2 separate regions of the Homo sapiens genome follow, and region 2 is linked to region 1. A link is a loop called in an ENCODE intact Hi-C map of the cell type or tissue named here. Cell type or tissue: IMR-90. All regions are shown on one strand. Links, peaks and the distances in the headings refer to the core of each region. The heading gives the core; the rest is flanking DNA. Region 1 overlaps CDIN1 (CDAN1 interacting nuclease 1). Region 2 overlaps LOC145845 (a long non-coding RNA gene).

Evidence for each region. Hi-C counts contacts between places; a loop is a spot of excess contacts. Peaks named below come from ENCODE experiments on the same cell type or tissue, not always from the same donor. Only the 100,000 strongest peaks of a DNase experiment are listed, where the experiment ranks them.
Region 2: a loop joins it to region 1, with 3 times the contacts of the local background. A loop is called at or near these places in 2 of 110 quality-filtered maps.

What each region holds. Positions count from the first base shown.
Region 1 is chr15:36,623,825-36,640,502 of GRCh38, forward strand. The region is part of intron 1 of CDIN1 (CDAN1 interacting nuclease 1); the gene reads left to right. It also overlaps the pseudogene TPST2P1. Among named protein-coding and RNA genes, the nearest start is that of CDIN1, 53 kb to the left of the region's middle. RefSeq lists an enhancer at 3,308-3,809. In IMR-90, for the core only: no CTCF peak of the experiment used is centred there; a DNase peak (open chromatin) is centred at 8,577.
Region 2 is chr15:36,853,552-36,870,229 of GRCh38, forward strand. It overlaps LOC145845 (a long non-coding RNA gene), which reads right to left. Exons shown (of 7, transcript NR_024264.1): 6 at 15,193-15,288; 7 at 10,892-13,095. Among named protein-coding and RNA genes, the nearest start is that of MIR8063, 110 kb to the right of the region's middle. In IMR-90, for the core only: no CTCF peak of the experiment used is centred there; no DNase peak of the experiment used is centred there.

The DNA of each region.
Region 1 (16,678 bases), core at 6,482-11,481:
CTTGAAAGTAATTTGTTTTATGATTTGGAGGCAGTGATTAAGAACCTAGAGTCTAAGGCCAAACTGCCTATATTCACATCCTGACTGTGTCAATTTGGAGAAGATACTTCACTTTTCTCCCTTAGTTTCTTAAGAAAACACTACTATTATTATAGTGATGATAATTAAATGAAACAGTACCTGGTAGCTAATAAGTGTTCCCCCAGTGTTACCATCTTCATTATCATGATCATCATGACAGTAGGTATTTATTGAGCACCTACTCTTTATTAGAGTTCAACAGAAATGGGGAAAAGTTACAAATAGGTATTCTAGCAAAATTTAGTATATAACAAAGCCTAATTGTATTGTGCATAGTCTTAATGACAGCTCCATCTCTGCTCATCCTCTGGTTTCTCTTAAGACACATAGAGAAACAGGGAAGGCATTTGTAGCCATCTAAGATTGGATTTATTGGAATGAATAACATTAAGTGCTGAGAATAACTGACAAAAGGATTTGATTGTGAATCAAGAATAAAAGGTTGTGGTAAGACTTAGAATTTTGTGTTTATTAAGAGAAGAGCTTAATGCATTGTAAGGCATTCCATTTGTTGTTTTAACATTGCCAGCATTTATTATTAAAGTGGGTGGTTGTAGAATAATTATAGTCCATATCATGATGATGATGTTGTTTTTAGAGAAGATTGAAAATCTATAGTTTTTTCAAACTAATACAGCAAGGAAAACATGTCATCTACTGAGGCTTCAAATAGTTTGCTTGACCTCCTGAGAGTACTACTGAGATTGTTTAAAGGAACTGCATATTCAGGAAGGTACTTTTATGCAAGTTTTTGCATTTCCTTGTTAAATTCTTAAAAGTATCAGCTTGGTAATTGGGGGTTGGGATGGGAGTAAGAAGCAGAAGACAGGGAAAAAGTATGAGATTATTAATACCATTATTTTAATATAACTGAGAATTTATTTGGGAAGAAAGTAGTAAAGATGGTAGTTATACCTACAATTTTTATAAATTATAAGAATTACAAAGTGAAAGTGACCAGTCATTTTTGCGGGTTTTATATGAGGTTTCTGTGACCTATTAAATTAAGAAAGATTAGTGGGGGCAGAACATATATTTTTGTGCAGAAAAAGAATAAGGAAATATTTAAATGGTTTTAAAAAGTATATTAGGCTGGGTGTGGTGGCTCACACCTGTAATCCCAGCACTTTGGGAGGCTGAGGCAGGCGGATCACAAGGTTAGGAGATTAAGACCATCCTGGCTAACACAGTGAAACCCCGTCTCTACTAAAAATACAAAAGAAAAATTAGCCGGGTGTGGTGGCGGGCACCTGTAGTCCCAGCTACTTGGGAGGCTGAGGCAGGAGAATGGTGTGAACCCGGGAGGCAGAGCTTGTAGTGAGCCGAGATTGCGCCACTGCACTCCAGCCTGGACGACAGAGCGAGACCCTGTCTCAAAAAAAAAAAAAAAGTATTCTAAACTTTTTTACTCTGTGAAAAGGTTGGAAAGTAACTGTGCTTATTAGACATAGACTAGTAGCATTATGGTCACGGAATTAAATTTAACCTCTAGATGTTCATTCACTTATGATTGCATAGAGTTAGTAGGATGTCTTATGTATTCTAGCAGGATTTCATACATTGAAGAATTCTCTGATAAGAGAGATTCATTCATGATATTTTCTGTATAAGCAAAACCAGAAAATATTTGAAATTTAGGGGAAAAAATTCGACACCTTGGAGTAAAATTAGATTACTTCATAAAACCCAACATATGTAGCTAACCTGATGCAGCCACAAACTTGTTTTCTGTGGAAGTTTTTAGAACTTGCTTTTCAAGAAAGAGACTCAGAGTTGAACTCGGGAGAGCCTGGCCCAGTCCTGGATCTTGAAGAATTAGTTAGCTAGCTGGGAATATTGGAGGAATAATTAATCATCAACTCTCAGTATGGCCTGTTACGTAAGGATCCCCAGTGCCTTAGTGTGCTCAGGCTGCCATAGCAAAATACCATAGATTGGGTAGCTTAAACAACAGAAATTTGTTCTCTTGTTGAAATGTTGTCATTTTCTTAATTTTAATATTTAATTACTGGATTATTTTGTTACCTTTTATTTCACATTTAAGCATTTTTATCAGATTATAGTAAGTAAATTTATTCAAGATGAACTCTACAAAAAATAGTTTATATGTTCTTAGAGATTATGTATTTTGTATTGGGTACATCTCTGTTATTGTCATCAGGATATATTTAAATATATATTAAAATTAGATATGTATGTTAAAATTGCATGTATTAAATATTATGTGATATATATAATTTATTTTTAAATTTTTGTTTATTTAAGCCCCTGTTCATTTTATTCAAATCATTTTTTTTTTCTCTTCAAAACTAGCTAGAACTGATGGGGAATCAGGGAAGGCCTTATATATTAAATTCTTAAGTAGATTCTTAAAATTCAAAGTAAGGATCTGTAAGAGAAGCACAGTCTGTGGGCCTTGTTCCAGCAAACAAAGCCACAAAGGGAGTCCTGCAAATTAAGGAGGATGGCAAATCCATTTCTTAAAAAAAAAAAAAATAGTTCTCGAGGGGAAAAATATAAAATACCTAAGTTTCAAAAGCCAGACGAGTTCCACAATCATTGCTTTCCACCGTAGGGTATCCAAAGATAGAGTTTCAAGGTATGTTTTCAATGATTCAGTTTTGCAAACATATGCAAATATATTCCTCATTAGCCATCCTGTTTTGGCGACTAATAGCAAGCAATATGCTTGGATAAGGGGTCCAACTTCCACTTAAATGCAGTTTCTTCTCTTTTGGGCAACAAAGCCATTTGCAGAGATCTGGAAATCATGAGCTTCCTAAGTGGGAGGAGGTGCTATTCTGGTTCACCTGAAAATATCCTTTCAGATTGACTGGTGTTTTATAGTCCCTTACTTGGTGTGCGTTACTGATGATGATGGGGGTCAGGGTTGCTATAGTGGAAGTGGGGGTTGGGGAGGGTATTTGCATAGGGGTCATGGCTAAGCTGAGCCAGCATGGGACAATCTGGGCCATGTCTGGCACCATGTCCCCAGGGATGTGGTGAGTCCACTTGGAGAGCACTTCCAGGTTCACAGGCTTGATGACCTCATCCATGGACCACTGGATCTTAGACAGGGAGATGCCATTCCACTTGCCAGTGAGGTCTTGATGGTGGAGGACAGTGTTGCTCCAGGTGATGCCGAGATGGTCTGGGATGAGTCTGAGGAAGCTCCTAGGCTACAGCACCAGTTCCTTGTAGTACACGAGCAGGCACTTGTCCTTGCCCACCTCCATGCACTGGGTGTACATCACCTCTATGGCCTTGTTCCACTTGGTGAGGCAGTTGCCATAGCTGCTGAGGTCGAAGCCTGGGTAGTGACCTTGCAATAGTGACCTTGCATGTGATCAAGGAGTGCATGGAGACATGGCTGTCCTGAGCCATAAGCAGGAACTTGGAGCTGGAGAACAGGTGTGACAGGTAGACCAGTGATTCAAGGACTTGAGTCTGAAGTGGTCCTTGTTGGAGAGCACATGGGCTGGCTCCCTTTGCTTAGAGATCACCTCCAGGATGAAGGCCTGCATGGCAATGTCCAGCACCTCGTCAGTCACGCCCGCCTTGTCCAGCTGTAGTTTCTTGTGGCCAGACTTGGACCAGGCCTGGTGCATGGCCAGCACACAAGGGATGATGTGCGTCTCCTTGCTGCGGTGCACCTCAAGGTGGGCATCCAGCCCAGTGAGTATCAGCATGGTGCCGCTGCAGAGCATACTGCTCATGAAGATGAGTGGCATGGCCTTGCTGTAGTGGTACTCCACGTGGTCCATCCGATCTACAGGGTCCACTCGGGGCTTCACCTGCCAGCACTGCCTGGCACATTAATATCTGCTGCCCCAGCTGGACCAACCATCACCAGGGCCAGGGCACAGCCAGCCCGACCTGGCAGGCCCAACCTGGGGACTCACTTCAGGGACTGTAGCAACAGGTCAGTGGGCGGCCCACCAGGTTCACATCTTGCATCACATCAGGGAGGTGGTCCCACATGCCCAGTGACTCCTGGCTCAGCAGCTGCCCCTGCCGGAGAAGTGGGAGGCCTGTAATTTTTTTTTTTTTTTTTTAGTACCAGGTCAGCATGGGTTTATGGAACACTGGCTACAGTAAATGTGTGAAACATTGTAAATTTTTTTTTCCCAATTTTAATTAAATTTATTTTTGACTTACATACAGTTAAATTCCCTCCTTTTCTATACAGTTCTGCAAGTTTTGACAAACACATGGAGTTGTGTAGCCATGTGTTGGACCTAACACCATGGTCAAGATGTTGAACATATTTATCATCCCCTAAAAATTCCGTTAGCCCTTTTGTGGTCAGTTTTTCCCCCCTGCCCTGGAGCCTAAGGATCACTTATCTGCCTTCTGTCGCTCTATTTTTCCTTTTCCAGAATGCCATAGAAATGGAATCATGTGGTAGATAGCCTTTTGAGTTTGGCTTCTTTTACTTAGTAGAGCACATTTGTGATTTCTCCATGCTGTTACTTGTATTGTTGCAGAGTAGTATTCCTTTATATGGATGTATCACAGTTTGTTCATCCATTATTAAAGGTTGTTTATATTCTTTCCAATATAGATGAAGCTGCTATAAAAATTTGTGTGTAGGGCTTTGTGTGGTAAATATCTAGAAGTGCCTCAGGATAGATCATCCCCATAATCTAACTCAAACCTAATTTAGGTAAGATTTGGGAGTTTGAGATGATGCTTATTTAGATGACATTTTGAACCTGAGTTGATTCTGTGATGAGTTGGGACTTTGGGGGATGCTGGGATGGGGCAAATGTATCTGGCATGTGGGTCAGATATGAATCTTTAAGGCCAGAGGGTGGATGGTGGTGGCCGAAAAGTAAGTCCCTTAAAGATATTAGGTCCTAAGCCATGGAACTTGTAAATGTTACCTTACATAGACTTAGAGTCTTTGCAGATGTAATTAACTTAAGGATCTTGAGATGGAGAGATTATCCTAGAATACCAGGATGGGCCCTAAATGGAATTACATGCATCCTGAGAAGAGCAAGGTAGAGGAAGTTTTTACCACACATACTAAAAGGCAATGTGAAAATGAAGCAGAGAGAGATTTGAAGATGCTGATCTTGAAAATTGGAGTGATGTGTCCACAAGCTAAGGAATGCAGGCAGCTACCAGAAGCTGAGAGAGATGAGAAATGGATTCTCCTCTAGAGCCTCTGGAGGGAGCATGGCCTTGCTAAGACATTGATTTTGGCCTGCTGATAAGGGTTTTGGACTTCTGGCCTCCAGAACTGTGAGAGAATAAATTTCTGTTATTTTAATCCACCAAGTTTTTGGTAATTTGTTACAGTAACCATAGGAAACTAAAGTGTGTGACCATGGTAGGATGTTTAGTAAATTTTTATTTTTAAGATAAAGTCTTGAGAAAGTAAAATTAATTTGTTTGATTTTGATAAGTAGTTGGTTTAAGAAGCCATCTGAAGTGGGTCAGAACTGATCATCTTTTTAGCACTGAATATTACTGAGGAAAAACTTACAATATTATTTGGTGCTATTTTTAAGACTAAGGCTTTCGTGGAAGAAAAGGCAAAAGGATACCATGGAGTAGAAAGATTATTTGTTAGTGGTTAACAATTATCTCGCTCATGGTAATAATATCATAATTTAGTGCCTACTAAATTATGCTGAACATTGCTTGTTAGAGAAGTGATTTTGTCACTTGAGTAAGAATTGATACCATTACTCTCTAACGTCTCATGTTATATTCTAAACCCTTTTGACAAATGCCCTTTGAAAGCTACATTTATTTCTAGAATCCAGTCACTTCTGTTTTCCTCTGCATCAGGCTACCATGATTAAAATCTTGAAAGCCAAACAAATTATTGAATTTGAAGTTACTGCAAATTGGTGAGGAGAGGCGGGTGCTTCTAGGTCTTCATAACCTTCTTGTCTATTTTCTTGTGATAACCAAGTTTAAGCCAGGGACCTCCTAAAGAAAATATGTGAAGAATTGAAATTGTGAGGTTAAATATTTTGTATATGTGCATACATATATATGTATATTATTTTTTAGGTAACTTTTCAGGTAAAGATCTGACGGCTCTTTTAGTAAATATCTGGATTAAGTCTTATATCAGAAAATATGGTAATTTAGGAGAGGCTGGAATTTCAGCAGTGAAATAATTGTGTTAGACCACGAGATGGTTATTTAACCTCTGTTGGAGGAAGTGGTACCTTACAATCAGTGGTGAATAAAAGAAGTTAATTATTTTCCTTGATCTTCTCACTCTGTGGTTTGATTACTTTAAAGGCCTAGAGGTCTTCAGAGACAATTTAATCACTGTAGCTATTGACCTAGAATAGAACTGCTACAGTAGGCCCACATAAAAATGTCCAGTGTCAATATGATTATGGGTTATTATTATTAGGACCAAGGCGCAGTTTTTTGATAAAACTCTACTTAAACATCTTAGGGCTGTAAGTAGAGAGAAATTTAACAAATTTAACTCTTAGATTTGCAGAACTGATAAAATCATAGAACTTTTAAGATGAACCGGATTCTAAAGAAGTTACCAATCAGTTTACAGACGGTGGAATTGAGACCTACAAATATTAAGTGATTTTTCCAATTAGATTTTAAGCACTTCAAGAATAAAGACAATATTCCCTATTGGTGCTCCCTTGACAATACAACTGTTGATGCCACCCTCCCTATTGTTTAATACATATTTGTGGAATACATAAAGATGTTGTCTTAGTCTGTTTTTGCTGCTAGAAGGGAATACCGGAGGCTGGGTATGTTATAAAGAAAAAAGCTTTACTTGGCTCACAGTTCTACAAGCTGTACAAGAAGCAGGGTGCTGGCTTCTGCTTCTGGTGAGGGCTTCAGGAAGCTTCTATTCATGGTGGAAGGCAAAGGGGAGCTGATATGTGCAGAGACCACATGGTGAGAGAGGAGGAGGAGGGGAGAGAGAGGAAAGAAGGGAGATACCAGGCTCTTTTTAACAACCAGCTCTTTAGAGAACCAATAGAGCAAGAGCTCATTAATATGAAGACTCACCCAGCCACTTATGAGGGATCTGCCTCCATGGCTCATACATCTCCCATTAGGCCCCACCTTCAACACCGGTAACCAACCTTCAACATGAGATTTGGAGGAGGTCAAGTAAACCAAACTATAGCGGATGCCTACCAGAAATTTGCAAAAGAAAACTAGTATTTTGAAGGACTGAACAATGGTCCCGTATCAGGAGAAATGATACATAACCTGGAAAAATAATCCCTTTTAGTGTTGTGAGGTCACATTTAAAATTTTGTATTTATAATGGAAAAAATGGAAGTCATAGAAGGAAAGAAGTTCATAATTTTGATCTTCTATTTTTTTAAGAATGGCTTTATGGAGATATTTATGTACCATAAATTTCACTCTTTAAAAATATACAGTTCAGTGGTTTTTAGTATATTCACGAAGTTGTACAACCGTCACCACTGCCTAATGTCAGAACATTTTCATCACCTCCAAAAGAAATCCCATATTATCAGTCACTCCCGATCTTTCCCCTCCTTGTCCCTGACAACTACTAATCTGCTTTCTACTTCTATTGATTTTCCTATTCTAGACATTTCATACAAATAGAATCGTACAAGATGTGGCCTTTGTGACTGGATGTTTCCATTCATATATTTTACAGACTTATCTGAGTCATAGCATATATCAGTACTTCATTTCTTCTTATTGCTGGATAATATTGCATTGAATGGGTATATCACATTTTATTGATCCATTCATCAGCTGATGGACATTTGGGTTGTTTCTACCTTTTAGCTATTATGTATAAAGTTGCTATGAGCATTTGTGTATAGACTTTTGTTTAGAAACATGTTTTTAGTTCTCTTGGGTATAAACCTATGAGAAGAATTACTGGGTCATATGATAACTGTGTTTTTTAAAAATTTATTTATGTATATTTATTATTCATATTATTTGAGACAGGGTCTTGTTCTCTTGCCCAGGCTGGAGTGCAGTGGCACAGTTCTAGCTCACTGCAGCCCTGAACTCCTGGGCTCAAGTGATCTCCCCACCTCAGCCTCCCAATTAGCTGGGACTACAGGCGTGCACCACCACGCCCAGCTAGCTTTTTAAGGAATTTTTTGTAGAGATGGAGTCTAACTAGGTTGCCTAGACTGGTCTTGAACTCCTCAGCTCAAGTGATTCTCCTGCCTCAGCCTCCCAGAATGTTGTGATCACAGGTGTGAGCCACCATGCCTAACCATAACTCTGTATTTAGTATGTTGAGAAACAAACTGTTTTCCAAAGCGGCTACACCATTTTGCAATCTCACCAGCAATATATGAGGGTTCCAATTTCTCTACATCTTTGTAGCCTCAAAACTACAGTCTCTTGGACATTCTGCTCCCTAGTCTCCCACCCCTCTGAAGCACAGAGAGGAGCTTTCTCTGAAGTTCTCTCATCTGACTAAGGGAAGTTCCTTCAGAAAGAATGTGATTGTCATGAATAACTTCCCTGAATTCTACACTAACCAGAGAAGATGACTCATATCACAGAAGAGGAGGCTGACAGGTCTTCATGCCCAGGACACCACACCCAGACAGACTTTTCACCAGTACTTCTGAGGGCTGCCACCTGAGAGACTTTATCTGCATAATAAGATGATCTTTGTTTATAGTACAGTTCCTCCCCTTGCCCTACCGTAGTTCAACCATCTGGCGTTTCTCTGCATCTCACACTTTGTGGGATCCCCCATGCATATGCATGTTATAAGTGTGTACACCTTTTCTTCTGCTAATCAATTGTCAGTTTATTTTATAGACTCTAATTATTGAATTTCCCGAGGGGAAGGAGAGGGTTCTCTCCCCTCTGCAGCATGTAGGGCAAGAGAAGACTGAAGAGACCACATTTAAAAAGATGACTGATAAACATTTCTTACAAATCTATTATTTATATAATGTGTTGAAGTTATTAGGTTTACTTCAGAGAAAAATGGCCAGAAGCCTGGTCTTGCAAGTGAAATTAAGTGTCACACAAGCCTCTTATTCTTTACCTGATTTATGTTACGACTTGTTCTAAAAAGTTAATACCTAAATTTAATTAGAAATGAAAGAAGTATAGGTACTTAAGACTCTCATTAAATCAGAACATTTAGAAAAGGGTGGGACTTAGAGCAGAAAAGAATCTTAAAGATCAATTTATCCAACTCCTCCTCAATTTTGTCCTTCTTTTCTTTTTGCCTACCTAATTAATTTTGTTATAAAATATAGCACAAATATAAAAGAACAGAGAATGATAAATGAACCCTTTGAATATACATCTGTTTATATTTGCTTCAGGTGCTTTTTACTTTTACACAAATGACATATTCCAATACTGTTATACGTTTTCTTTTCACTTTGATTTTTAGTTTTTTGATGAACTGTTGTAGGTATGATTGAATGTACTTCTCTGTGATTTCTTTCCTCTTCTCTGTCACCTGAGGTAACTCTTTTCTTGAGTTTAGTGCTTATCAGTCTCATATTTCTTTTACCACATCCATATATATATTCACAAAAAATAGGGCATTATATTTTGCTGTTTGATACTTTATATAAATGGTGTTAAATGTGAATGTAATTCTATAATGTGCTTTTTTTGGGTAAACACTACATTTTTTGACATTTATCTATGCTGATACCTGGTTAGCATAAGTTCCCCACTTGTTATTGCTTTCCAGAATTTGTTAGCTATTCTTATGTATTCTTCTTGAATTTTAACATACATTTATTATGTCCTACCGGAAGACTCTGTTGTGATTTTGGTAGCATTTTTATTAAAATTATAGATTAATATGTGGAGAACTGACAATTTTATTTACACTATCATTCCACCCATGATACTTTTTTTTTTTTTTTCTTTCCTGAGACAGAGTCTCACTCTGTCACCCAGGCTGGATTGCAGTGGTGGGATCTTAGCTAACAGCAACCTCTGTCTCCCGGGTTCAAGCAATTCTGCCATCTCAGCCTCCCGAGTAGCTGGGACTACAGGCATGCGCCATGATGCCCAGATTATTTTTTCTATTTTTAGCAGAGACCACTGTGTTACCCAGGCTGGTCTCGAACTCTGGGCCTCAAGTGATCTGCTCGCCTCGGCCTCCCAAAGTGCTGGGATTACAGGTGTGAGCCACCATGCCCAACCCACCCATGATACTTTATAAAAATGTCACAATTCTGTGTTTAGTCAAAAAGTCTTTTATGCTCTTCAGTAATGTTTTATAACTTTCTTCAAAACTTTTGGCTGGGTGTGGTGACTCACGCCTGTAATCGCAGCACTTTGGGAGGCTGAGGCAGGTGGATCACAAGATCAGGAGATCGAGACCATCCTGGCCAACATGGTGAAACCCCGTCTCCACTAAAAATACAAAAAATTAGTCAGGCGTGGTGGTGCATGCCTGAAACCCCAGCTATTTGGGAGGCAGGAGAATCCCTTGAACCAGGGAGTCAGAGGTTGCAGTGAGCCTTGATCGCGCCACTGCACCCCAGCCTGCAGAGAGAGCAAGACTCCGTCTCAACAACAACAACAACAAAAAGTTTTATATATTTTTTAAAAACACATTTCTAAATACTTTATGGCCTTTGATTGTGAATGATAGCTATTTTTCTATTCCATTCTCTCATTGGATAGTACTGATTTATAAGAATTCTTATTTATATTAATCTTGTCTCCAGTTACCTTTCTGAGATACTAGTTTTATACCTTGTTTGTAGATCTTGCTGTTTTTATGTAGAAAGCCATCTCATCTGCAAATAAGGAGGGTTTGTTTGTTGTATTCCTTCTTGATGCTCTTATTTCGTTTCCTATTTTCTTTTGTGTGGTAGGATACGTAATCTGCTAAGACCTCCTACAGTAAAACCAGTTCCTTTCGCCTTTTTTCCTAAAGTCCAGTTAATGATACAAAGTTCTCACAAATTTTGATACATACCACCATTGCTCAATTTTATGCATTTTTGTTTTTTCCATCACTTCCTCTTTCATCTATGAGTAACATAGGAATGTGTTTTTTAATTTCTGAAAATTTTTTGGAGGACTATGTTTTTAATTTTGAATTCTAATTTAATTACTATTTGATTTGATGCAGTCTAGTCAAGTCCTGAGCAGAACTTTTGACAGCTTTATAGGGCTAGAGGACAAAGTTTAGAGATGAGGGCTTGCCAAAGATGAGAACTCTTATAAATATCCCAAGCTTTGGGGGCAGGGGGCCTCTAACAGACTATACCCTAGGAGTAAGTGTGAACTGAAATTGAAAGATCTCCCCCTGACAGTTTCAGATTTATCTGATTGGCACCAAAAATTAATACCTGAAATTGACTAAGGTGATCCTAGACTCCTGGTACTCCCAGTATCAAGTCAGAATTCTGTCTGGAGAAAACATCATTTCAGCCTTTAGATTTTTTATGAGATAGTTTTTCAAATGCAATTGACCCTTGAACAACATGGGTTTGAACTGTGTGAGTCCATTTATATGTGGATTTTTTTTCAACTAAACTTAGATTGAAAATATGGTATTTGCAAGACGTGAAACCTGCATATCTAGAGGACCAACTTTTTGTATACATGAGTCCTGCAGGGCTGACTTTGAGACTTGAGTATACACAAATTTGGGGTATCCTTGGGGGTCCTAGAATCAATCCCCTGTGTGTACCAAAGGACGACTCTAGTATGACACATAATGAGAGATACTCAGTTGCATAAGGACACATGACAACAAGAATGAGAGCCAGTAAAGGCTATAGTACTAGACTCAAAGGAGATCCAGTTATTGGAATTACCAAACAGAATTACTAGAATTAAACTTTGTTCGGGGAGTTATAAAAGAAATTAAAACATTCTGCAGGGAACTTATATGAAGAAGAATCAAATAGAAAATTTAGAACTGAAAAATACAGCAACCAATATTGGATGGATTTAACTCAGTGCATCAATTTAACAGTAAATTAGACATTACTGAAGAGAGGATTAGTGCACTGGAAGGTGGGTCACAAGAAAATACCGGAATGTAACATACAATAACAAAAGGGTGGAACATATGAAGAGAAACTAAGAAACAGAGGATACAGTAGAGAAGGCTGACAGGTTCATTGGGAGTCTCGGGGAGGAGCTTGAATGCAAAAGCAATGTTGAAGAAATTATGATCGAGCATATTCCCAAAATGATGAAAGGTACGCAGTCACATATTGAAGTCCAACAAATTCTAGGCAGGATTTTATAGTTGAAACTCATAAAAAGCAAAGTTAAAAGAAAATATTAAAGCCAGATAGAGGAATGAGACAGATTGTCATTACAAAGAGCCACAATTTGACTGTTACCTGACATCATCAACAAATCTGCACTGATGGAGTTATTAAAAGAAGGTAATGGGCCAGGCGCGGTGGCTCACGCCTGTAATCCCAGCACTTTGGGAGGCCAAGGTGGGAGGATCATGAGGTCAGGAGATCGAGACCATCCTGGCTAACATGGTGAAACCCCATCTCTACTAAAAATACAAAAAATTAGCCGTTTGTGGTGGCAGGCGCCTGTAGTCCCAGCTACTCTGGAGGCTGAGGCAGGAGAATGTCATGAACCTGGGAGGCAGAGCTTGCAGTGAGCCGAGATGGTGCCACTGTGCTCCAGCCTGAGCGACAGAGCAAGACTCCATCTCAAAAACAAAAACAAAAAAAACAAAAGAACGTAACGGAGATGAAAGAGTGGAAAGGAAGGAATGAAGAACAATGAGATGGCACATCTGTGGGTAAATCTGAGTAAGCAGAGATATATGCAACAGTAGCAGTGTCTTTTGAGATTTAAGAAATATACAGACTTAAGACAATTTCAGTAATATCCTACATTCCAGGAAGGGGACCTTTCAATAATGTTGTAGTGTTTTTATATTTTCCAGAAAGCAATAAATCACCAATCAATAATAAATTTTGATACATTGAGGAGGCAGCATGGTTTTCTAGAGTGATTATTAAAAGAATAGTAAAAGAGTATGTAACTTTTAAGTTGCAAGAGGAAAAGTAGTGAATAAACATTGAATCAATTGAAAAGTACGCAAGAATGGAGAGAAACATTACATATAGTGGGTAAGACAATAGCATTTAGTGAGATGATAGATTTAAACCTGAATATATCAGTACTTACATTGAATGTACCTGGTTTAGCTACAGTCATCAAAATGGTGTGGTACCTATGTAAAGATAAACATACAACTCAGTGGAACAGATTAGAAAGTCCCAAAATAGATTCTCAGATATTTAACCTCCCAGAGGCACCAACGTGTGTGATCAATTTTATAATTGTATGGAAATAATAAAAACAAACTGTGATCCCCTCCTTAACACACAAAATTAATTGAAGGTAAATCATACACCTAAACGTAAAAGCCGAAACTATTAATCTTCTAGAAAAATATATGAAAATATCTGCATGAATGTGGGTAGGCAAAAATTTCTTAGACAAGACACAAAAAGTACTAAAACAAAATAAAAGAATAAATTGGACTTCATCAACTGAAAAAACTTTTGTACTTCAAAAGGTACCACAAGGAAAATGAAAAGGCAAGCCATGGATTGAGAGAAAGTGTGATGAGGATGTACAGCAATGGGAACTCTTCTGTAGTGTTGGTGGGAGTTTAAAGTCGTTACAAACACTTGAAAAATTGTTTGACAGTATCTGCTGAAGTGGAGAGGTGCATGTCAGATGGCCCAGAATTCTTCTCCTGCATTTATACCCATCAGAAATGCGTGTGAATGTACACCAAGAGACTCACCCAGGAGTGAGTCCACAGTAGTAATATTCAACAATAGAATAGATAAATTTGGCGTATACTCATTCGATAGAATATAAGTGATGAAAATGAATTAACTACACTTAAATTAACATGGCTAACTCTCACAGACATATTGGTGAGTGAAAGAAGCCAGATGCAGAGTGCATGCTGTGTAATCTACTTAATATGAAGTTTACAGACAGGCAAAACTAACCTGTAGAACCTAAGGGACATATTTGGGTGGTAAAACTATCAAGAAAAACTAGGAAAGATCAGAAGTGGCTCATTTGTGAGAGGGAAGGAGGGTAGTGATTGGATGCGTTATCTTTTGGGGTGCTGGCAGTGTTCTGTTTGTTAACCTAAGTGGTTATATTTTTTTAAAAAAATATTCTTTGGGCTGTGCATTTGTTCCACGTGGGTTTTTGTGTTTTATTTCCAATAAAAATAATTTTTAAAAAGGAATATATAATGACATGGATAAATGTTAGTATCTTATATAATGAAAGCATGTTATAAAAAAGTATGTTTAACACACAATTTTTAAATGTATATGTGTGTGTATATAGATACACACAAACAGATTCATACACATCAGACATAGAGCAAAAACACAGGAAAATTATAGTCCAGAATGAATTCTAAGAGTGGACATCTGAATTTTACGCAGAAGATGCACCATTGGATAACTAGGAAACTCTTCATTGAATATTGTTTTATAAAATTAACACTTACAGAGGGCCCCGGCATCCTCTATAGAGAAGATGATTGGATTATTTATATTTGCCTGCCTGGTTCAGGAACAAATTTAAAGCTGCTTTATATTTAATATGAAGTGAATAACATTTGAGCAGAAGACATATGCAATCAGATAGAGACACTTCAGGCAATAGTGGTGGTTAAAATATACCTTTGCTGCAGGGAGAATAATGGAAATTACCACACAGTCTTTTAATCCTTGACTGTTTTCTGCAGTCAGTAGTTCCTTTATCTTTAAAAACATAAAAGAACAACATTTTTTATGAAGTTAAAGAAAAACTGCAATTTGATTTCTTAAAAAGGAAATAATGTCTAAAGCCATGGAATTTGGTCAAAACACTTGACCTCCTGTGCCTTCAATTTTCTAGCAAAAAAGCCACATGCCCCACATTTCAGGGTTGTTTGGAGTATAATGTCACATCATATAAATGCTTAAGCAGGGATATTAGCATACATGATTTGCAGAACTCATTTCTGGGAACTGTTAAGAAGGCAGATTAGCATTGGGATTAAGACTTTGGGCTCTGGAATTGGATATAAATTTTGATTCCCAGGTCTACTGTTCTTCTAGCTGTTTAATTATGTATTTTACTTAACTTCTCTTCCTTCATTTCCCCATCTCTAAAATAAGGAGGATAGCAGTACCTACCTCAGAAGATTGTTGTGGGGATAAAATTAAGTGCAAAGGTAGTTATAGAGCCGTTTGGATTTATCTTCAGTTTCCCAGCAAAAGTAGTTGAAAGCCTGGGGCAGTAACCACTTTTTTCATATATATACAGCTCACCCTCTGTATCCATGGGTTCCACATTGGCATATTCAGCTAACAATGGATTGAAAATATTTGGGGAAAAAAAAAGCAATAAAAGTAACACTACAACAACAAAAAATAATAAAAATAAAAAACCAGGCCCAGCGTGGTGGCTCACGCCTGCAATCCCGGCATTTTGGGAGGCCAAGGTGGGGGATCACTTGAGGTCAGGAATTCAAGACCAGCCTGGCCAACATGGTGAAACCCTGTCTCTACTAAAAATACAAAAATTAGCCGGGCGTGGTGGCAGCTATTCTGGAGGCTGAGACAGGACAATAGCTTGAACCAGGAGGCGGAGGTTGCAGTGAGCCGAGACTGCGCCACTGTACTCCATCCTGGGTGACAGAGCGAGACTCTGTCTCAAAAAAAACTGCCCCCCTCAAAAAAACACAATACAGTATTCACAACTGTTTACACAGCATTTACACTGTAGTAGGTATTATCAGTAATCAAGAGATGATTTAAATTATACCAGAGAATGTGCATGGGTTATATGCAATACTGTGCCATTTTATGTAAGTGACTTGAACATCCACAGATTTTGATTTCCATGAGGGTCCGGAAACCAGTCCCCCCAACAGATACTGACGTTCAATTATATATTTGACCTATAGTTATTAAGAACTTTTTTTTTATAGTTGATTACTACTAAGCTTAATGTTGCCATCTACCTAATCATTTATGGGGATATTTGCTGTGGTTAGGCATAAAATGTTTGCATCCTTGATATGCAGTTGGAAATTAGGAAGAGAAGACATAGGGTGGGAGATAGGATGGATACATTTTTCTTTATGTCTTGAATTTAGTTTACAGATTTTTCCCTTTTCCCCCCTCAGTAATTTCCCAGTGTATCAGTAATCTCCCTCCAGATTTCCATTTTGCATTTTGTTCCTAAAAAATAAGCAAAGTTTGTAGTAGTATTATATCAAAGTTTGTGTAGTATTGTTGAATTCTGTTTTAATTTTAGAGAGAAAAATGGCTCTACATTTCAAATTTGTGTGTGGTATGTGTGTGTGTGGCAGGGGGCGTTGGGGGAGGTCAAGAGATTGTAGCTGCATTGCTTTTATAGAAAATACGCCTTGACCAGCACTCTGAATCATTAACTACAGACAGCTGGTGTTCCATTGTATTCTTCACAGGTTTAGAGAGGTTGTGCCTAGCAATTGTGAGATGTCCAAGTATATCCAAGTATAATGCTTTGTAGGAGTATCCTGCTTTATCTTTCTTTAATTGGTTTGCTTCTTCCCAAGCTCCAGAAATAATATTTATTTTTCTCA
Region 2 (16,678 bases), core at 6,243-11,242, 230 kb after region 1:
TCAGCTATCTATAGTCAGCCACAGTTTGAAAATGTTAAGATATTTTGACAGAGACAGAGAGAGGCCATATTTACATAACTTTTATTACAGTATATTGTTATAATTGTTCTACTATTAGGTATTGTTGTTAATATCTTACTATGCCTAATTTATAAATTAAACTTTTTCATAGGACTGTATGGGAAGAAACATAGCGTATATAGAGTTCAGTACTATCTGAGGTTCCAGGTATCTATTGGGGGTCTTGGAACATGTTCTCTATGGATAAAGGGGGACCAGTGTATTATTAAAGCTACATACATGCCTATCATTTAGCCCAACAATTCCACTCTTAAGTATTTACCTAAGAGAAATGAGTGCATATTTTCACTATAAAGCTTGTATAAGAATGTTTGTGACAGCTTTATTTATAACAGCTCCAAACAGGAAACAATTCGAATGTCCATTAACAGGAGAATGGATGAATTTTGTTATATTTAAATAATGGAATATTATAGGGCAATAAAAAAGAATGACTTACTGGTACACAGAACAACACTGCTGAATCTCACAAATGTTATGTTGAGCAAAAGAAGCTAAACGCTTTACACACACACTATTTGATTCCATTTATAAGAATTTTAGGAAGAGACAAAACTATCTACAGTGATAGAATTCAGCATAGTAGGAGGTAAGGTACTAATTGAGAAAGGTGCAAAAAAAAAAAAAAAAAACCTTAAAAATAATGCCACATTTTCTGTGGTATGAACACTTAACATGAGATCTTTCCTCTAAAATTTTCAAGAGTGCAATACAGTATTATTTTTGTTAACTATAGATACAATGTTTTACAGCAGATCTCTAGAACGTACTCATCTTGCTTAACTGGAACTCTCAGCCCATGGATTAGCAACTCCACCACCTTCTCCTCTGCCCTACACCCTGGCAACCACCATTCTACTCTTCGATTCTATAAATTTTACTATTTTAGGTACCTCATGTAACTGGACTCACGCAGCATGTATCCTTCTGTGACTGGCTTATTTCACTTAGCATAATGTGGGAATGCAAAATGGCACAGCTGCTAAGGAAAACAGTATGGAATTTCCTCAAAAGATTAAAAATATATCTTCCATATGATCAAACAATCTCATTTCTGGGTATATATCCAAAAGAATTGAAATGAGGATCTCAAAGAGATATCTGCACTCCCTTGTTCATTGAAGCATTATTCATAATCACTAAGATACATAAACAACCTAAATGTCCATCAGCAGATAAATGGATAAAGAAAATGTGGTATATGCATGTAATGGAATATTATCCTGCCTTTAAAAAGAAGTAAATTCTGCAACATGTGACACCATGGATAAACCTTCAGGATATTATGCTAAGGAACCTTCTGAGTAGTAGAAATGTTCTAAGTCTTTATCTGTTTGGTAGATGGCTCTCTGTATCTATGTATTTGTCTATATAATGTATTATCGTAACGTATAATATATGTAAAAATGTATCGGGTTGTACACTTAAGCTTGATGCTCTTTCCTTACATATGTTATGCCTTTATTTAAAAGAATATGAAGAAGTCATAAATTTGAAAATTAAAGAAATTGAACCAGCTATTTAAAATTTGCTTATGCAGAAAAACAGGTTCAGGCAAAATTCTACCAAAGAAAAATACACTTCAATTATTATGCAAAACAGTAGTTCTTCAGTGTATTTTATGGGTCTAATATCATTTTAGTACCTAAACTAGATTAGAAGAGTATGAGAAGGGAAATTATGGGCCTGTTTTATTGATTAACATAGATGGAAAATGTCTAAATAAAATTTTAGCATATTAAATGCAGTGGAGGAAAAAAGACACTATAAACAACTTGAGTCTATCCCCAGAAGTGTAAGGATGATTTAACTTTTGAAAATTAATATATTTCACCATATTAACAAAATAAAGTTCCAGAAATCTGCATAAAAGTCTTCTTGAGTTTTTCGCTATATACCATTTTGTTTATCTATATAGGATGATAATTCATGAGGCTAGGCAAAGAGCAACTACAAGGAAGTTGTAAGCTGAACAATTCACAGAGCCCCCAAAAGGCTGGGAGACCACAGAGTTCTGGCTAGTCACAGTGGAGAGGACTTTTTGAACACCTAGGTCATTCAGTAGAGTCTGCAGAAAGATCATTCCTTAGCAGTAGGGCTAAGTTAGCGTCAGATTAAGGGATGCTCTAGACCTACCCTAACAAAGCTAAAAACCAAGACTCAAGAGGATCAAGCTGGTCTACAAGTAACTAATGACCTGCAAAAATAAGCACACTATTCTTTAAAGAAAAACATAAAAATTCAGATGTTCAATGGTATAACACTCACAATATCTAGCAACCAATAAAAAAAAAAACTAGACACAAAAATAAACAGAAAAACATGGCACAAAGCCAAGAGAATATCAATTCAATAAAAAACAACTCAGCAATGACAGAGATGATGGCATTAGCAAACAAGATCTTAAAAACAGCTTTATACGTATGTACAAGGATTTAAAGGAAAACATGAACATAATGAGACAATGAAAGATTTTTAAAGTAGAAATTTCTAGGGCTGAAAAATGCAATTTCTGAAATGAGAAATTCACTAGATGAACTTAATAACTGATTATACACTCTAGAAAAAAACATCGGTAAGCTTGAAAAGGTAGAAAAGAAATTATCGAAACTAAAGCACAGAGTAAAAAAAGTTGAAAAATTTAAACAGAACTTCAATAACTTGTGAGACAATTTTAAGTGTTCTAACATATGATTAATTGGAGATCCCAAAGAGGAGAAAGTGGGAAAGCAGAAAAAAAAAACTCATGAACATTTTCCAAATTTGATGAAAATTGTAAACTTTCAGATAAAAAAAAGCCCAATAAATCCAAAGTGGAATGAAAAAAAAATTACACCAAGGCATATTATGATGATAAACTGAGACCTGTCCTACATTAATGATTGTTTTTATGATACTACTCTGGACTTAAAATTAGGGCCAGATGTCCACAAAAACTCTTGTACACAAATGTTCATAGAAGCTTTATTCTTTTTCTTTTCCCTTCCTTCCTTCCTTCTTTTCTTTTTTTCTTTTCTTTCCTTCCTTCCTTCCATCTTCCTCCCTTCCCTTACCTTCCCTCCCGTCCCCCCCTTCCCTCCCCCTCCCCTCTCCCCTCCCCTCCCCTCCCCTCCCCTCCCCTCCCCTCCCCTCCCCTCCCCTCCCCTTCCCTTCCCTTCCCTTCCTTTCTTTCGTTTTTCCTTTTTTTGTTTTTAAGACAGGGTCTCATTCTGCCACTCAGGCTGGAGTGCAGTGTCACATTCTCGGTTCACTGCAATGTCCACATCCCAGACTCAAAAGAACTTCCTGCCTCCGCATCCTGAGTAGTTGGGACTACAGGTGTGCACCACAACGTCCGGCTAATTTTTGCATTTTTTTTGTAGAGATAGGAGTCTTGCCATGTTTCCCAGGCTAGTCTCAAACTCCTAGACTCAAGTGATCTGCCTGCCTTGGCCTCCTAAATACTGGGATTTAAATGTGTGTGCCACCGCACCTGGCCAGAAGCTTTATTCTTAATAGCCCTAAACTAAAAACAATCAAATTTGCATCAACAATTAAATGGATAAACAAATAGTATTTTGGATACTATTCAGTAGTGAATAGTACTCAGAAATAAGAAAGAATGAACTCATTCATTGACAATGGGTAAATCTAAAAAATATTTTGCTAAGCAAAGAAGCCAGAAACAAGAGAATAAACACTGTATGATTCCACTTATATGAAATTACAGAGGAGACAAAACAAATCCAAAATGGCAAAAAGAAGACCAGTGTTTTTCTGTGGCTGGGGTGGAGGTTGGGACTGCCTACAAATAAGCATGAAAGAATTGTTCTGTATGTCTTGATTAAAGTGGTGATTATATTGGTATATACCTTTGTCAAAACTCATCAAAATGTACACTTAAAATTTTATTGTATAAAAATTATACTCCAACAATGTTCATTTAAAATTTAAAAACATTACAAATTTTATAGCAACAGAAATATAAAGAAACTGTAAATTATTCAAACATGCAAACTCCTATGGAGAAAATTATAATTTATTATTGAGGACATGTAGGAGGAAGACCTAAATAAATTTAAAAATATATTATGTTCATAGATAAGCAGACTAAATATCAGAAAAATGTCAACTAGTTCGCAAATAAGCCAAAAATTCAAAGAGCAAAGGGCCAAATATACCCGGTAAAATCTTCAAGAATGATAATTATCTTTGAAGGCTGTTGGGAAAGACTAGAAATGATGTGATAACTAAATGACAAAAGCTTAAAGACATTTATATACCATCACAAAAAATAATCTCATGGGTATTTTTAAGATAAAAAATAATTTGATTCTGTTTATTTAAAAAGCAACATCAGGAAATTAATATATTTGTCATGGTAAATTAGTATCGTCCCCATCAACTAATTAGGCTATTTTAACAGTAAGACCAATTACAGTGATAAGTTCTTCATAAGAAAAAAGCATAATTTTTTTAAACACTAGTCAGAGTCCTGATGTGTTAGTCTTAAAGGTTTTCCCAACCTTTTTTTTTTTAAGACAGGGTCTCGCTCTGCTGCCCAGACTGGATTGCAGTGTTGCAATCACAGCCCACTGTATCCTCGACCTTCTCAGGGCAAAAAGTTTTTTTAATCTTACAAGGTCAAATTGTCTTTAATTGGAGCATAAATATATTATGAGAAATCCAATTCATGTTGAAAGTGTTACTGTCAGTAAGATTTTATCTATTACAAATGATATAATAAATATGAATAGGAATGGGAAAATAAAAAATAAAAAAAGTTCACTTGGTAACATGAAGACATAGTATTTTTTTCCTCTTTATATTTCTGACATTCCTGTCATAATGTTGGTTCTACAACTTGTTTCAATTAGAGTCAATACAAGGCAAAGCTGATTTCATCAACTGTTGCTAACCATTTTCTAGCTTCTTAACCTAATATAATTTGATGACAGGTTCAGAGTAAATGAGGAAACTAATGCCTGCCTCTATCTTTCCTCTTTCCCAACATCTCACCACAGCCACCTGTTGCAGTCAGTGGAATTCCCACTGATAAGTACCTTAATGAGCTTTGAGCTCTCATATGCTCAGCATCAGTTATCAGTAATAGGGAATCACAGAAAATGAGATCTGCACAATAATAAGTATTATCAGGAAAAAGTAAGACATTATCCTTTCTCTGAACCACAGCATGATGTCATAATTCATCTGAACCAGGAACACTTTCTTGCAGTGCCATCGTTGTGCCTTGGTAAGATAGATATGTTGAAGCTTGAGAAAGATTCAGTGGGGGTGTCACAGAATGATAATATGTGAAGATCTAAGAGTAGGCTCTACCTAATTTGCTATAAGGAATGTAGGTATTATCAAATAGATTAATTAATTAGGTAAGTGTATTGGAGGTAATATTCTGAAATAGTCTGCTTTTTTCTTTTACTTTTCTAAGTTCATGACCTCCTTTCTGATTGACCCAAGGAAACCCCTAGTAAGGAAGAAGTCAAGAGGTCAGGTGGTTGTAAAAGAGAATTAGGATAATTACAAAAGGATACAAAATGTACAGATCCTGACATTTTAAATGTAGTTTTGTATCAATGAAATATCAATTTGAAAATTTCCATAAAATAGTCTTATAATGGTCATAAAAAGCCATTTTCTTGAGAGAGGAATGTCTAGATTATTCTTTTTTCTCTTATTTTTTTCAAGAACCAAGCCTAGAGCACCTGCTCAAGTTATTTTCCCTTTTTCTCCCAGAGAATATTTCTTCTCCCTGTAAGGCTTAGGTAGAAGAAAGATACGACACAGTGAAAGGGAGCAATCTACTCCTTTTAGACCCAGGGTATTATGGAAGAAATTAGGAAGATGGAAAGAGTGGAGAAGGGGAAGGAAAGTACCTCAATGGTCCCTTTCTCCATACTTCATCCCCAACTTGGAGGTGACCCTTCAGAGAAAGTTGTCTTCTGGTATATATACAGATACATTGAAGAAAATACCAGAAGGAGAATGGTCCTATGCCAACATGAGATACTTAACAAGCCAGAATGTGTAGCTGGCCACCAGATGGTTTATTTCGCTCTTCCGAGTCCCTCTAAGTTCCTAAGTGGCATGAATACAGTGGACGTTCCAAGGTCCATTCCGAACAGGATGGTGTGACTCCATGGCAAAGGCAGACCATCTGGCCTAGAGGCTGACTGGACAGAGCCTCGGGCAGTGGCAGTGCCTGAGGAGTCAGCAAGGGCTGAGAAAGGACATGCAGGTCAGAATGCACCACTGGGCGCCAATAAATCAGAGAGAACCCACCGTATGTATTATACCAGCTGTAGACTTTGGCCACCGAAAGCCAACACAGTGAGTGGCAGCCTAGATGGACAAGTGACAATGAAATAAAAAGCCTTATCCTCTACGCCTCCTACAAGAATTCAAAAGTTTCTTGAGATGTCATGTTGGAGAGGAGATGGTCAGAAGGGTGGGAGACCAAAATTTCTGAGAGATAAGCATTTTTTCTCTGGATATTAAGGACTATCTAATGACCCCTATTGGCTCAGATTAAGAGAGAAACCAGAATGGACTTCAAGTTAGCATGACAAGAGCAAAAATAAGGAAACTGTATTTTCTCTGCCCATTTGAATTTTGTTCTTTCCCATTATTAGGATAAATCTAAAAATGATTGTTTGGAGAGAGTAAATGATATTAGTTTGCAAAATCATGCAGTCTTGGTAGAGGAAACAACTTTTTAATGAAAATTGTAATTCCAGAACTAGGAGGTACCCCTTAAAGTTTGGAAAACTTAGTTTGGAGATAAATAAGAGGAAAGGGTAATTTTATATAATCATTACGTGAAGTTATGGTGAAGGCTGAAAGTACAATAATTGAAGAGAAGATTAGATAAATTAGCAGATGCTGTAAGTCTCAAATATGTTAGTAAAAACAAAACAAATGAACAAACAAACAAAACCTAAGGCCTTTGGAAGGCATGCTGTTTAAATAAGCATTATTTGTTACTACTGCAGAGATCAACTGAGTTAGCCATTGGTGTGATCCAGAATAAACCCAAAGCCACTAACCAGAGTAGTGGGTCTCATGTTTTGTGTATGTATATATATTATAGCATCATATATATGAATAAACATATATCAATAAAAACAACATATAAAAAAGCTCTGATATACTATTGGTATATCATGGTAGGTTAGGGCAAGTTTGAAGAGGTTCCTTGGAGAAATAAGTGAAAAAATATTGAAAGAAGTAAAGTAAGTAGTTGCATAGAGAAAAGTGAGAAGATCTGAAAAGTAGATATTTGCAAGATGTATACAAGGGACAAATAGAAGTCTTTATAAAAGTGGTGGCAAGAAGAAGCAGCTGTTAAAGGATCATTATTGCACAATAACAACAACAAAACTTTTACATAGTGCTAGGTACTAGTCTCAGCAATCTACATACATCAATTCATTTGAGCCCCTCCAAAGCCCTTCGAGGTAGCTACTGTTATTCCTGGTATACCTGCTTTACAGATAAGGAAAGTGAAACATAAAGAAGTTATAAGGCCGGGTGCAGTGGATCATCCCTGTAATCCCAGCACTTTGGGAGGCCAAGGCTGGATCACCTGAGGTCAGGAGTTCAAGACCAGCCTGGCCAACATGGTGAAACCCCATCTCTACTAAAAATACAAAAATTAGCTGGGCATGGTGGCATGCACCTGTAATCCCAGCTACTTGGGAGGCTGAGGCAGGAGAATCACTTGAACCCGGGAGGCAGAGGTTGTAGTGAGCCAAGATTGTGCCACTGCACTCCAGCCTGGGCGACAAGGGCGAAAAAAAAAAAAAAAGAAGTTATAAAATTTGCCCACAGTCATGCATCAGTGCCAGGATTCCAGCACAGGCTCACTAGCTCCTGAGTACATGTTATTTTTGTAACTTCTACAATTTTATACCATTCTAAAAATCAAAAAGAATTTAGATATTCAAGCAATAAACAATTTGGATTTGGGGCAATAGCACTTACAACCAGTTTTTGAAAACTTTATGCCCAAATGTAAAAGTAATTTCATTTTTTCCTGTTGAGATAAATAAGCACTAAAATTCCATTTTGACCTAAATTAATAAGAAGGAATTCCATTTTAGGAATTTATATCAAAGATATAGAACACATATGCATGAAGACATATATACGAGCATATTTATTATAGTGTTTGTGTTCATAAAACACAAAATATCAATCTAAATGTTTAGCAATAGAAGACCAATTAAATAAATTATGTTTTATGCACAATGAAATAGATTACCTCTTTCAAAAGAATGGATAGAAATCTATAGATGTTGATGGATGGAAGGATCTCCAACATATATCCTTAACTGCAAAAAGCATGGAGCAGAAGCGTGTATAGCAGATGTCTTCCAGTTGCTTACCGTTTCTCTGCTCTGTTCTTTGCTGGTGGAGACCAACCTATATGGACTATACCACTGGGCTTCTAGATCCCATGGCTGCTGGTTGGATTTGGCCACTGGGAACCCCTGCATGACACCAGAGGAGAGGAGCATGAGGTCACAGCATTCATTCCCTTTTGGCCTTAGGCTAACTGTATCACTACTCTTCTCCTACATGACTTCTTCCTTCCAAGTTCAGGTAACAATAGCCATCACATTCCTCATTTCTTTGAGCCTATAGATGTGACAGCTCCACTGATACTACCTTGGGTTACTAAACTATCTCCTTGTGGTTCCCCTATATTCATATGTTCGCTGATAATTTCTTTATTTGTAAACTGTTCTCCAATTTTCCAAGTTTGAATGTTCTTTCTGCTTCCTATTATGACCCAGTTATGCTACTATGTTAATACGAAAAAGAATGACCAAGTGTGGTGGCTCATGCTGGTAATCCTAGCATTTTGGGGGGCCAAGGTGGAGGACTGAGACCAGCCTGGACAACACAGGGACACCCTGTCTCTACAAAAAAAAAAAATTAAAAAATTAGCTGGATGTGGTGGCCTGTCATCCCAGCTACTCCAGAGGAGTGAGGAGTGATCACTGCACTCCATCCTGGGGAACAGAGCGAGAGCCTATCTCAAAAAAAAAAAAAAAGAAAGAAAAAAAGAAAAGAAAAAAGAAAAAGAATGGTGTATATATAGAAATAGACACTCAAATATTCAGATAATACACTTAGAATGGTGTGCTGAAAATGCTAACAATAACTGTCAGGGAGAGGAAATCCACTGGGGGCTGGGAATGGAAGGCTTATCTTCATTGTATATCTTTTTGTATTGTTTGAGTTTCTTACCATGTCAATATATTAGCCATTAAGGAAAATAATAAAATAAAATGTTGTAAAAATAATCCAAACTTTACCTTCAAGACAGGAAAAAATTTAATGCAGAAACTGTGTCATAAAGCCCAAAGTCTAGTTTAGAGAATATATGTAGATGAGAATTTAGTGCCTGTAAGGTCCATGAAATTGAGTTGCACATGACTAGACATATGTTCTACTCAAATATTATTTTTCAGATATCTTATAGGATCTAATATGTATAGCACTATACATATTAACATATATTCTGTATTTTGTAATTATTTGTCATTGTTACTATTTTTATTTAGGTTTAAATTACAAATATGATTCACAGGCTAGTCACAATCTTCATTTGGACTAAATGTGACAAGTATTCAAGTTTACCTTTGGCTTTATGAAGTGAATCTCACTAGCGATAATGAGTGAATTACCTTTCCATTACATCTTGAATCAACAGTTTTGCAAGCAATGAATGCAAAAATTAAGTTGTCTTTTTTTGGCAACAATTTAGCAAAGGCATATGTTCCGAAGTCAAATGACTTCGCTTCAAGTTGAAATTAAGAAATGTTTTGAAGCATACTCTTTTGATAATAATTTGCTTCAAAATAAGCATCATGCTTCTTTTTAATGCGACCCACATCCTTAACATGTGACTCAACAATATGGTAAATGAAAAAACAAAGTGCTCTCAAAAACAGCCTCCAAATACATTCCAGTTCATGGGATTTGGGTGCCTGTGTTTCTTTGTTATTTAGGTCCCCACTTTATAGCTGTCTATGCAGACCCCACCATTTTCTTCTTTGTTGCAATGATGACAAACGCTCTGAGAAAGAGGAGCTGGGCCTCTGCCAAGAACCTACTCTCCACTTCAGTATGTTTCAGCTTTCAAGACCTGATTGTTTTCTCCTTTCTCCCAGGGACTACTAGTTACCTCATTACCAGGAAGAATGACCCTTTGACAGCACAACTGCAATCCAGAATCTCCACCAAATTGTAACCTTAGAGATGCCGATGGCATCAAAAAACGAATCAAGATCGGAAGGTCAGAAAGACAAATGCATTAGTACATCTATAGCCTACAAGTTATTTGGCAGTTTTCTTGGCTTGCAAAAACCCATTTATAAAGTTTCTTTTGACGTATTTATTGCCTTTTTGCTTACAATCTTTAGACTGCCAGGATTCTTAATGTATAGGGGATTCCAGTGTTTGAGATTACTGCCTGGATTTGCAATCCATTTCATAAAATGTTGAACAAGAAACAACAGCTTCCTCCCTCTTCAAACAATCAGTATTACTATCTTACTCAGTTTTTACTACAGCAGAATACCAGTGAGATCAGCCATTTACTAAAAAATATTTCATAAAACAGCTCAAACTAAAAATGAAGTCAGATAAAAAGTAAACTAAAATAAATGGTGAGCTTGCTATTTAAGCTGCTTAACAACTTGAATTAATCTAACTTTAAACTTCGTCTTGCTATTATCTTAAGTTGATTGAATGTACTAGTTAGAGTTTTCTAAGATCCAGATAGACCAGTAACTAATTGCTTAATTTCTTCAAAGCAACTTGAACTTTTAATAAATAATCATAATAAGTTACAGCAACCATTTATTCTCTGCTATATGCTAGATATTTTACTTGACTTATTTTTAATCTTTACTGTAACACATCTAGGCAAAATATTAATATACCTATTTTACAAAAAAGGAAACACACTCAGCAATTTTTAGGGACCCAGGAGCCAGAATTCCATTTCTTCCAATTTCCTTCAATGTGTTCACGATGTATCAAGTAACTCGTTCATTTAGTCAAGCAACCATTTTAGCTGATTTAGTCACCGATTCAACTAATAACATTTACTCATTGTCTTAGATTTGGGAGGCATAGCTTGATAGCTGCAAGGATTATGTTAAATGTCAGTGAAATAATGGAATGTGGATTGGCTCATTTCATCTTAAAGATCCTGCTCACAGGGCACCAAACATTAAACTAGTTTTAATAATTAAATTGATAGACATTTCCTGGAGCAAGAAGCTGTGGCTACATTCTGTAAGTTTGTTGGGTAATACAAAACATTGTGTGGGTGTGCAAAAATCAAGCACACACTGCTAATGAAATCATTATGATCAAGGCTGAAGAGGCTTCACAAAAGAAAAACAAAGCGTCGTTGAGTTACTGATCTGTCCAAGAACAGGATTGAACCAAAGTGGGGTGACCATTCTGTGACCTTACTTACTGTACCTTTTGTTGACCACGAGTAGATAGACCAAAAAGCTACCCTGTGTTGAAGATGACATTCCTTGTCCCCATTTCCTAATGGCAAAATTTTTCACTCAAGTCATAGAACAAGAAGTCTAATGTTACCATTTAGGAATGGCATATCTCTTTAAGCCCTTCTCAGTGGCTTTTATGGCAATGAAGAAACCAAACAGCACATTTTCCTTGCCATCTTACACGCTGTTTTTAGTCTTTATCTGGCAGCATGCCTAGAGTATAAGGGTTTGTCTCTAGATAGATCTTTAAGTCTTTCTCCTTGCCATTTACCATCACTCAAATACTCTCATTATCAGTGGATATCTTAAACTCTGGGTTACACCTCCTTTTTATTCTACTTCCAGAAGTAGAGCTTCTAAAACTGGTGCTTCTATTAATTATACCACTCAGCTGATCATTTGTCTGTCCCTAAAGACGGAGTTGAAAAGACAACAATTTCGGAAAGAAAAGGAAAGGTAAATAATCCAAAGATAGTTTTTATGTACAAAACAGCATTACCTCTACTTAATATAGCATAAAATTTAATGCTCTACAAAGGAGTCTAAGTTCCTAAAAGTAAAATTATTTGCATATTTCAATATTAGATTCCTTATTTTGCTTACACAATTTTACACAGGCCTCTCAGATAGTTGCAGTGTCTTTAATCTCATGTTTTCCTTCATGATACTCTCTCTAACGAACATCCCATAAGTTTCTCACTCTGCAATATTTCCATTTCTAGTTCTTCCAATTTTTCTAAGGCACAAGTATAGAAAAAAATGCTTAAAGGAAACTTAATAAGAGTTACCATATTTCTGTTAAGTTTCCTGACGACATGTTAATGTATATATGGGGAAATAATTTATATAGATGAAAGGGAGAAATCATATATTTCCATTATCCTTGACAGTATCATGAAGGGCTTCAAGAAGTAAGTGGCATTTGAGTTGACTCTTAAACTTGGTTCAGTGGTGGACCAAGACATTCCTTGTTTAATAATAAGATGAGTAAAGTCACGGGAGAAGAAAAGTGAATGGGTTATCGGTGGCCTGCTGAGTTCTCTGGTGGGATTTGAGTATCAGTGTATCTGATATAACTATATCTGATATAACTCACTTTTTTGCTCAAACAAGCCTTAATCAACTAATCAATGCCTTGGTAAGATGGCATAATTCATCCAGTCTCTCCATCCAGTCTCACTCTTACATGTGCTACCTGAGCTGCTACAGCTTTACAGCCACAAATCAGTCACTATGTTGATATTCAACCACAGAACTTTCCAAAGTAAACCTAAATGAAAAGGTGAGCTGCCTCACTTTCTTCTAGTCTGGAAAGAGAGTTGGCCTTAGACACAAACACCTGGAGGCTAAGTGGCTGGCAGCCAGGAAGAGATGGCAGGAATGGAGACAGATGTCATCTGGGATGCCCATTCTGGGATTCACCCATGACAGTTCCCACTGCTTTTTCTTTTTCTAGCTCCTCCTCCTTCTTGTTCTCTCCCTAAGAGAAGAAAAAAGATTAAAGAAGATATTTGTCCATCTGAAAATAAACTAGCTTTTTCTCTCCACTACTGCTCCTACAGAGGTTCTGTAGGACACAGAAGCCAACTGCATCTAGTTTGATGGAATGTTATGCTGCTGAGCACACAGAGGAATACATTACAGAAAAATTCATTTTGCATGGTAAGAACTGGCCATGGGCTGTGTCCATTGAAGTGATGTGTCATAAATCTAGTGGCATGTGGCATTTCACATCATGGAATACTCCCCACATCATTGCCAGAATTTCTGGTGCAGCTAGCTTGAATATTTCCTGTCTACTCCATTCCTACTTCTAATGCCTGGTGACTGAAATGAGGTTCTCTATCACCTCTTACTTGAAACACTGCAAGAATATCTCAACTGATGATGATGGTGATGATGATAGCTAACTTTCGTTGAGAGCTTTCGATGGGTCAGGCTTTTTTTCTTTTCTGCACATTCATCTTTTAAGAACTTTTACTTTGAAATAATTACAAATGTACAAAAAAGTTGCAAGAAGTATGCAGAACTCCTGTACAACTTTTTTTCCCAGATTCACCAATTTTTACATAAGTTTGCAATATTTGCTTTAGTATTCTCGTTCTCTTCTTCTCCATATTTTTCCTAAGCAATTAAGAGAGTTAGTTGTATAGATAATGCTACTTTACTCATTTACCTTTCAGTGTATATTTTCTTCAGTGTATAAATGTAGTACAGTCACCAAATTGAGAAAATTAACATTGATACTTTTTCTAATCTCAAGTCCATATTCGAATTTCATCTATTTCCCTGATAATGTCCTTTATAGCAAATTTGTCCACTACAGAATCCAGACTAGGATCATAAATCACAGTTTTCATGTCTCTTTGGTCTTCTTTAAGGTGGAATCTTTACTTGGCCTTTCCTTTGAAGCATACAGGCCAGATATTTTATAGACTGTCTCTCAATATGGATTTGTGTGATGTGTCACGTGACTACATTCAGGTTGTGCGTTTAGGGCTGGAGGACCAAGAAGTGAGAATGTGTTCTTTTCACAGTGTCACATTGGAGGCACATCGTCTTTATTGGTGATGTTAGTTTAGATCACTTGGATAAGGTATTGTCTGTTTTCTTCTCTGCATAGTTAATTTTTTCCTACTGTAATAAATAATCTATGATGAGATACTGCAATATCATATAAATATCCTGTTCTTCATCAACTTTGCTCCACTAAATTTAGCATCCATTGATGATTCATGCCTGAATCAATTTCTTTCTGTGATGTTGCAAAATGAGGATTTTCTTTTTTTCTTTTCTTTTCTTTTCTTTTTTTGAGACAGGGTCTCGCTCTGTCACCCAGACTGGAGTGCAGTGGCACAAACATGGCTCACTGCAGCCTTGACCTCCTGAGCTCAAACTATCCTCCCCGCTCAGACTCCTGAGTAGCTGGGACTACATGTGCACCCAGCTAATTTTTTTTTTTTTTTTGAGACAGAGTATCACTCTGTCAGCCAGGCTGGAGTGCACTGGCAAGATCTCGGCTCACTGAAACCTCCACCTCCTGAGCTCAAGCAATTCTTTGACCTCAGCTTCCTGAGCAGCTGGGATTACAGGCATGTGCCACCACACCCAGCTAATTTTCTTGTATTTTTAGTAGAGGCAGGGGTTTCACCATGTTGGCCAGGCTGGTCTTGAACTCCTGACCTCCGGTAATCCACCCGCCTCAGCCTCCCAAAGTGCTGGGATTACAGGCATGAGCCACTGTGCCCGGCCACATCCCGCTAATTTTGTGTGTGTGTGTGTGTGTGTGTTTTTCTTGTTTTTTTTTTTTTTTTTTTTTTTGCAGAGACAGGGTTTCACCATGTTGCCCAGGCTCGGGAAATGGTGATTTTTTTTAAACTTCATTATTCCCTCTATATTAGCTGGCTTACTACTGTAAAAGCAAGAGCTTTCTCTTCTTATTTATTTATCTATTTATTATTATAGACTCACGGATTCCTGTTCTTTTTTTTTTGGATTCCTGTTCTATTCAGTAGACAATAATCCATTACTTCCTTATTTATTTTGATGGAAGCCTCTTCAAGCTGGCTTCATGTACCTTTTGACAGGCCTTCATATTTTTGGGAGCACTTCCTCACTTTCAGGCACTGAAGATATTCCAAGCTCATAACTTTTCCTGCTCCAGCCATGAAATCTGTAGGGTATATTTTAAACACTTTATAAATAAATAATTTCCCAATAAACCTACAGGATATGTACTATTAGCATTCCCATTATACAGATGAAGGGATTAAGACACAGAAAGGTTAAATAAATACTCCTAAGTCATAGCCTTATTAAATGGTGAAGTCAAATTGTTATTGCCTCCAATCTTGTGCCCACTCTCACTCCCCAGCCCCAGCCAAATTTATTCTCCACAAAGTTAACAGAATGATGGATCTCAAATGCAAACACTGAATCTCTACCACGCAGCAATACCTTAGTACCTGGTATTCACGCATTAACTACTTGTTGAAGTGAATTGGTTTAAACTGACAAAGAACTAATGAATAAATCATATTCCCACTTTCTCCTTTGCCATCTTTCAGTTATCTGGCCCAAGGATCATAAAAGAAATTCCTAGAATGAAATGGGAAGAGAAAGTGAGGATGTTGTCATACCTTTTAGGACTGACGTAAAGATCCCTCTTTTGATATCTGTCACTATGGCCAGTCTGGATCTACTTATCCCCTCTGCATAGAAGAGGAAACTTCCACCTCTCCATCTGAAATGCTGATGTAACAATCTCTCATTATACTCTCCTACATTCTCCTAACTCTGAGAACCTTTAGCTTCTTTTCTCCAAGAAAATATATAGCCCTTATGTCCCTAAATTTACACTCAGCCTGTCACCCACTTTGTGTCTTCATTTCCTTCTTTATCTAACTTAGACCCAATGGTTTATTAGCTCAAATACTCCCAAACATGTAGTCTTAACTTCCAAACTCTTGTTACCCTGCAAACTCTCAGATCTAGAAGAACCCAAGCATCTCACTCCCTCACTGAAATTGCTGAGCACTTTTGGAGAAAATTACACAATGATATGGATGGTTGGCACCACAAATCTCCCTTGGCAAGGTTCAGCAATCTTATGACCTGATCTTGATCAGCTCCCTCTCCTATTCCCCTCAACAATGATTTTAAGCTTTTGCCTCTCTCTTTATGGCCTTTCCCTACCATCCCCTTTCTCTGAGTGCCTCCTACAACTGGGAGAAAATCCAGTGTATCAAGCAGCATCCACATTATTTTCTCAGCCCCACACCACCATTTAATCCATATGTATGCCTGCCTTTACTTTCCTCTTTATGTCTCATTGAGGAGGTGACTTTTAACTTTTATAGAACTTAGCTTATGCTCTAAATCCCAGCCTCTCCTACAACCCTCTAATATTCTTTCATTAATTTCTTTTCTCTTTTTCTATATCGTTAATCTCCATTAATTTATGTCTTCTATTTTATTGCTTTATCTTTAAATATATAAGCTCAGTTCTTTCATCTTAGAAAGCAAAACATGCCCTGATCCTACATCTTCCCTTTATCTACTGT